Linked DNA regions of Mus musculus: region 1 is linked to region 2. Evidence: chromatin contacts called from ENCODE POLR2A ChIA-PET data. All regions are on one chromosome and are shown on one strand. Each heading gives the region's core, a stretch centred on a gene start or an enhancer-like site at or near the end of the contact. The rest is flanking DNA. Distances are from core to core; before and after follow the strand shown. Region 1 holds the start of Mest (mesoderm specific transcript). Region 2 holds the start of Tmem209 (transmembrane protein 209).

Evidence for each region. ChIA-PET counts read pairs that join two places held with the same protein, here RNA polymerase II (POLR2A).
Region 1: POLR2A ChIA-PET joins it to region 2 with 12 read pairs in embryonic stem cell. The contact joins the promoter of Mest here to the promoter of Tmem209 in region 2. POLR2A ChIA-PET finds 5 or more read pairs at or near these places in 3 of 5 experiments (Patski and embryonic stem cell).

Annotation. Positions count from the first base shown.
Region 1 is chr6:30,736,401-30,739,593 of GRCm38, forward strand. Mest (mesoderm specific transcript) reads left to right here and starts at 1,650. Exons shown (of 12, transcript NM_008590.2): 1 at 1,650-1,935. The coding sequence starts at 1,910.
Region 2 is chr6:30,508,341-30,511,654 of GRCm38, forward strand. It overlaps Tmem209 (transmembrane protein 209), which reads right to left and starts at 1,443. Exons shown (of 15, transcript NM_178625.4): 1 at 1,345-1,443; 2 at 326-462; 3 at 114-172. The coding sequence starts at 1,347. It also overlaps a transcript of Ssmem1 not described here.

The DNA of each region.
Region 1 (3,193 bases), core at 400-2,899, 230 kb after region 2:
CCCCAGCCCCCAGTCGGCGCTGGCGCCCAAAGGAAACACTTTTTTTTTTTTTTTTAAAGAAAAAAACCAAAGGTTACGGTGCAGAGCCCCGGGTGCTTGGCGAAAGCCGTCCCCTCGGGCTGGAATGTTCTTTGTCTCTGGTAAATGTCTATTCATCACTCAAGACAACCCCTTCCTCCCTCCCCTTAATTACTTCCTCCCCTGTGCGCCCTCAAATTCTTGAACTTATTCATGCGGTATTTGTTAGGGGCCTGCTTTGTTGCCCACCCCATGGCGGGATCTGGGATACAAAAGGTTAATGAGACATGGTTTCAGACTTTGAGGGTCTTAGGCTGAGAAAGAAGGGCCCGACATGACAGAAAATATTCTGAAATCAAAAAGAAAATGTAAAAAAGTGCCACCCTTCGATCCCTCATTCACTTCACAATCTTGTGCATCGCCTGCGGAGGCTCCACACAAGCATTTGTTTCCTGCGGTCCCCGAAGAAGTATACCCTGGACCGCATTACGTGTTCTGATGACCCTCTCTCAGGTGCTGGCATTTTCAGTGTCAGCTGGGTGGTCACGAACTCCCCGAACATGGGAAGATACCCACAGGTTAGATCCCCCAAGGGTTCGACTGACCCATTGCAGTTCTCTGGCCCAATCTTGATCGACTGCACGGTTGGGCTTGGACATTGCAAAGCCAAAGCTGCAGCAAACCAGGCTCCGAAGAGAGGCCTGCAGCGCCCCCGCTGGGCCAGCCTGCGTTCGCAGCATCCCTAGCTTGCCCGTGCCTAGGCTGCTAGAATTTCAGGGAACGGTTCCAAACCTCACACAGGCATCACGATGCTCCGCACTTTGCGAAGGTGTGAAAGATGACTTTTAAGGGATTTGGGATTAAAAAAAAATCTACAGTTTTGTCCGCACCTCTAGGGTGTTTGCACTGTGATTGTGTTGCACGTAAAGGAGGCTTGTGCCCCCAATGAACGGTCCCCAACGCTGCTCCAGAAGGGCGCTGCAGCAGCTTCTGGCATGTGGACCACGTTGTGCTGCGGCAAAGGAAGTGTACCGGTGCCACCGTGGTGGTGACTTTGGCCCATTCTATGTGATCGCAGCCTGTCCATGAATGTGTCCACTTAGCCACTGATACCAGAGAATTTGTCCATTCCCTAGCCATTTAGTGTGCCCTTCCTTCTTTGTTATCATGGGCTAAGGGCTTGGGGTTGCCGCGCATTGGTGACCCGAATTTTTAGATGCGTACTCACTCTTAGGGCTCAAAACACACGTAGGAGGTAGAAAAGAAGTGGGTGCCGCAACAAGAACCCCAGCTTTGGGGTGTTTTATGTCTTCCAGGGTCTAGGGACCAGTGCGTGGTCCAAGGGATATGTTGGGGAGGGACTCTCTCAGACGTTTGTCATCCTTGCCCGCGGCATTAACACATGGGAAGGCTTTCTTCACTAGAATCTGGGGTTCAGGATTAGAGATCTATAAGGAAAGAGGGGGTAGCGGGTCAATACCCCTGGAGGCGCCCACGGGAAAGGCCCCCCCTCTCTGCAGCGGTGGGGAGGGGCTCTGCGGCGGGAGCGAGAAGGAGGGGCGCTGCGGCAGGATGGGCGGGTTAGAGGCGGGGCTCAGTGGGCTTTAAAAGTCGGTGCCTGCTTGCTCCTCTCTGCTTCGGCCACCAGCACATCCCGGTGCTTCTTCTCAGGCGCAGCAGCTTTCCTCTGCGGCAGCCGCACCTCGCCAAACGGCGTAGTGCTGCAGGCTCGCCCGAGTTGCTGCTTGCTGCCTCTGCTGCCGCTGCCGCGGGCCGCCCTGCGCGGACCGTAGGCTGCGCAGACGCCACCTCCGATCCTGTATCGCTGCGGGCGCCTCGGCGCGCCCTGTGATCCGCAATCCTGCGGCGGGCGGCATGGGATAATGCGGCCATGGTGCGCCGAGATCGCTTGCGCAGGTGGGTGCTGCCAGCCCGTGCCGCCAGAGGGGGTGTGGCCGGCCCGCACCCCGGAGATGCGGGAGGCAAAAATCCTTATCCAAAGGTTGCCGCCCAGCCCAAACTCTCGGAATCGCCCTCACTGATGATTTTTAGAACCAGGGTTTAGTCGCGTGAGATTTACGAATTTGAGGATTTTTGCATTAACATGTGAGAATTAGCCTTTTTTTGTCTGGGTCTTCGTTGTGGTACGATTTAGGAGGTGGTGGTGAAGCAACTTAGGATTCGAGAACCTTGGTAATGCCTGGTGTGTTCTAGGATCTTCAGAGCTGGTCATTGTTGTGGCGTGATTTAAGATTTCTAGACCACGGCATGTGATTTAGGAATTCAGGAGCTGAGATTGTCACAGAGCGACTTAAAATTTCCAGGTTCTGGACTCACAATGGCAGGGTTACCGCATAGGTGCGACTAGATCGTGCCGCGCAGTGTGGCCACGGCTATAAGTGTTGTTTGGGAGCCAGAAATGGAAACCCCGGGGGACACCGGCACGCGGCCAGGCTCTTAAAATGTAAAAAGAATTGTTTGCTTTGGTTTGTGGGTGCACAGCGTAGTTCTCAATAAGAATGAGTCAGGTGGGCTGGTTTGGTGGTATTAGATAAATATGTTTTTACATCATTTAAAGCAGTAAGAAATCAAGGCACGTAAAGTTTGTTGTGCGAGTGTGTTGAATTTTTGCTCTAAATCATGGTACCATCAAATATTAGAGAGTGGACTTAAAAATTATTGTTTAAACCTTTTGGTCCGATTGCTAGTTTCCTTGACTGCTAAAAATCTTAAAATGTTTGGGGTATTTTTACCAAGGTAACTAAAGCTGAGAATGGCTGGGGGGGGGGGTTGTCCCCCCTTTCCTGCATGGAGGAGGTGCACTGAGGTATGGTCCGGAGAGCGTGGGTGTGGCACCTCTGTTTCCCTGCGCCAGCAGGAAGCCCCTGTTCACTCTGCAGTAGGCGCCCCTCCCCGGCGTTCTGCTGAGTCACTGCGGATTCAGTGAGTCCAGCAAGGATGCCCCAGAGGCTACATGAAAATGTATGAACAGGTAACAGGACCAAATGGGTTCTGAGGAAATGAGCAGTAACAACAAAAAGACCCCCCCCTCCCCCAAACCTAATGCTTTTGCTTTTCAAAGAGGTTCAGCCTTAAAACCCGTTAGTGGATAACAGACTGAGATAAAAACCATCGTGTTCTGGCACTGTGCCAGGCATTTCTAGTATAGCCTCAA
Region 2 (3,314 bases), core at 193-2,692:
GAAACTGAGTAAGAACTCATTTGTCTGAATAAAAGAATGAATACTAAGCTGAATTAAATTTACAAGCAAGTTTTCATATGTAGTAAATCTAAATTATAGTGGAAATTACTTACCGATATACCAGAGGGGCCAGTATGTCACATTATAATATGTACTGATTAACTTTCCAGTCCTGAAAAGATTAGAAAGGCTTTCCAGTTATTTAAATAAATAAATAACACGCCCACCACAAACCAACCAAACACTTAAAACCAAAACAAATATAAAAAGCCACAGTGCCAGCCAACAATAGTTAAAATTTTCACTTATGGGCTGATTAACTTACATTTCAGTATATATCATTCCAGCCATGGATACATTTAGGAGTCCCCAAGCTAAAACCACTTTCCTAGTTTCTGTTTCTTTTCTCATCTTGATGGTTCTGTCAATAAGGGAAGGATTGGGGCTTACGTCTCCTTGCATCTATTCAAAGGCAAAACAAAAAACAAAAAAACAAAACAGCCTGAAATGAAAAGAAACTACTCTTAAGAAATCAAAAATGTCTGTTGTAAAGTAACTGCTCCCCCCCCCAACTTTTCTCTTCTTTAAAATTTCTCCCCAACTTTCCCCTTTAATATTAGTATATGAAACTTTAATATTAGTATACACAACCCTGAAATATCTTCTTAGGTACCACAGAAAAATCAGCAGGGAACTTGCTGGTTATTTCAGAGAAGCTAATGGTTCCAATAAATTAAAATGTTTTGCTACATAATGTAATGGTTTGTTATTAAGTTCGCAAAGAGTTCTTTTGTCTCTGCTTCGAGTTACTACATCTAGATGAAGAGACACCAGATATCAACTTTTGTCATTACTGTGTCAGACCCTAACCTTGACCATGGAGTGATACAGGCTTAGCATCTCCTTTTGGTGATGAAATTGTAAAGCTTTTCTCACGGGGTGGACGGGTACTATTCACGTGAAGAGTCAAGAGAGAGACGGGAACGGGAACACGTGCGTTCAGTTTGGGTTACTAAAACTGTCATCTCCTTTGTCTCGCTAGGCTCAGCTCTGCAATCACTGAGAGGGCAGCTCCCGGGAGTCATATTCTAGAGCACATTAGCATCCTTCCCGCCTTCCTGCCCCGCGCCAAAACTCTCCTCGGAGAGCTTCCCTCCCTGGCTACCTCAGTACGAGCTTTATAATTATCCTTCATGTGTCTTTCTTCCCTTGCACTACAAGTGGCAAGATTCCTAGCTACATCATCCCCTGGCTGAACCTCAGGCACAACTTTAGGTTTGGAACTCTGAGGGAACAGCACGGACTCCATGTCCAGGAAGCACAAGACAACCCCCCCAAACGCACCATGTTCTTCAGCAGGAAGCCGTGGACTCGCGCCACTCCCTACTGCACATGCGCAGAGGCAAGACTAAGGCGGCGGCGGCGGGCAAGCCGGGCTACAGTTACCGGAAGAACCGGGCCCTCTCTTCTCGCGAGAGGGAGAGGGGTGGGGCAGAAGGACCCGAGCCGCGATCGTTGCCAGGGGAACGCCCTCGGATTTGTGCCTCCTACTTAGCTGCAGGAAAAGGCTGAGCTGCAAAATTCAGACCAGATTCTGAACACTTAGTAAAAAGTAATGATTGTAGCAAGCTGAAGTTTGGATATTACTAATTGTAGCTTTATCTAGGGCCCCCTACGGCTAATTGGTAGGATACAAGCATGCCTGATGTGTTAGACACACTCAGCAATGACAAAGCATTTTTCCTCTTTTGAAGTGTTTTCTCCCTCAATTGGTTTGACCCAATGTAAATTCTCAAATATCCACCTTATGAGGATGCAGCATTAGGAAGAAAAACTGGAACGTTCTATTGAAGTTAGTGGTGGTTTTGGGGTTAAAAACAAACAAACAAACAAAACCCCACCTTTGCCCTGAATGTTCTTTGAAAGAACTGAGAAAAGAGTCACCAGGGAGGTGAGTGGTTTTCCTTAGTAGCTAGTGCAAGTTCTGACAATACGCCATGTGTGGAGTACGAGGCAGGGATGGGGGCTTGGCTTCCTGGCTATTGTTCTAAAGAGCTTTGCCTGTGTCCTGCAGGTGAGGACAGGGAAGCAAGTCCAACTCTGGAAGAGCTTTCTTGGGAGTGGCAGCACTGGCCCAACTAGTGGCCAGCGTAGCCAGTGCCTGGAGAAGTGTGCCAGCCAGGCCTTGGTACATACATGCCTTTAATCCCAGCAATCGAGAGGCGGGGGCAAGTGCCTCTGGAGTTCCAAAGCTAGCCATAATGACATTGTCTCAAGATAGTAACTAAATATCAAGATTAAACAGAAGAAAATGAAGTTTCATTGTGGTAGTGCATAGTGTATGCTCTTAAAGAGCTAATAGGTTTTTAGGTTTTTTTTAAAATCATGTTTATATTGTCTTAGTACAATGTTTGGATCTGGACATAGATTTGGAGATGAACTAACTTGACAATTGTTCCAAGAGAACAGGTTCAATTCTGTCAGTATACAGTCAAATCCAAAATGACAGCTCATTTCTCCACATGTAAGTCTATCTAAAAAGGCCCAAAGATTTATTTATTATTGTACATAAGTACAATGTAGCTGTCTTCTGACACACCAGGAGAGGACGTCGGATCTCAGTATAGGTGGTTGTGAGCCACCATGCAGTTGCTGGGATTTGAACTTAGGACCCTCAGAAGAGTAGTCAGTGCTCCTACTTGCTGAGCCATCTCACCAGCCCTTGGTGTGGTTTCTCTCTGTCTCTCTGTCTCTCTGTCTTTCTGTCTCTCCCTCCCTCTCCCTCTCCCTCTCTCTCCCGCTCCCTCCCTCTCTATCTCTTGCTCTTTTTTTGTTTTTTTTCGAGGCAGAGTTTCTCTGTATAGCCCAGGCTGTCCTGGAACTCACTTTTAGACCAGGTTGGCCTCGAACACAGAAATCCTCCTGCCTCTGCCTCCCGAGTGCTGGGATCAAAGGCGTGCGCTACCACGCCCGGCTCTATCTCTTTCTCTTAATGTAACCCATAAACTAATGTGTATTTCTTCCGGGGCTTAAAAAACACTTGCCACACTGAAGTTGATAGTTACCATTATGTATTATTAGAGTTATCATAACCAAATATCCCAGAACACCAGTGCCTCCTTCAAAAGAAAAAGTTAGGCAGTACTTTAAAAAAAACCCCAAAACACCAGACTTTGTTCCCACACAGGGTTTGGGAAGATGGAATCTAAGACCAGAATGTGAGGAGGGCTGGTTTCTTCTGAGACAGGTGGTGTTGGCTTGTCTATGTGGCTTCATCTTATTCTCTCTGGTGGCCTTTCCCCTGGGTTGGTGAA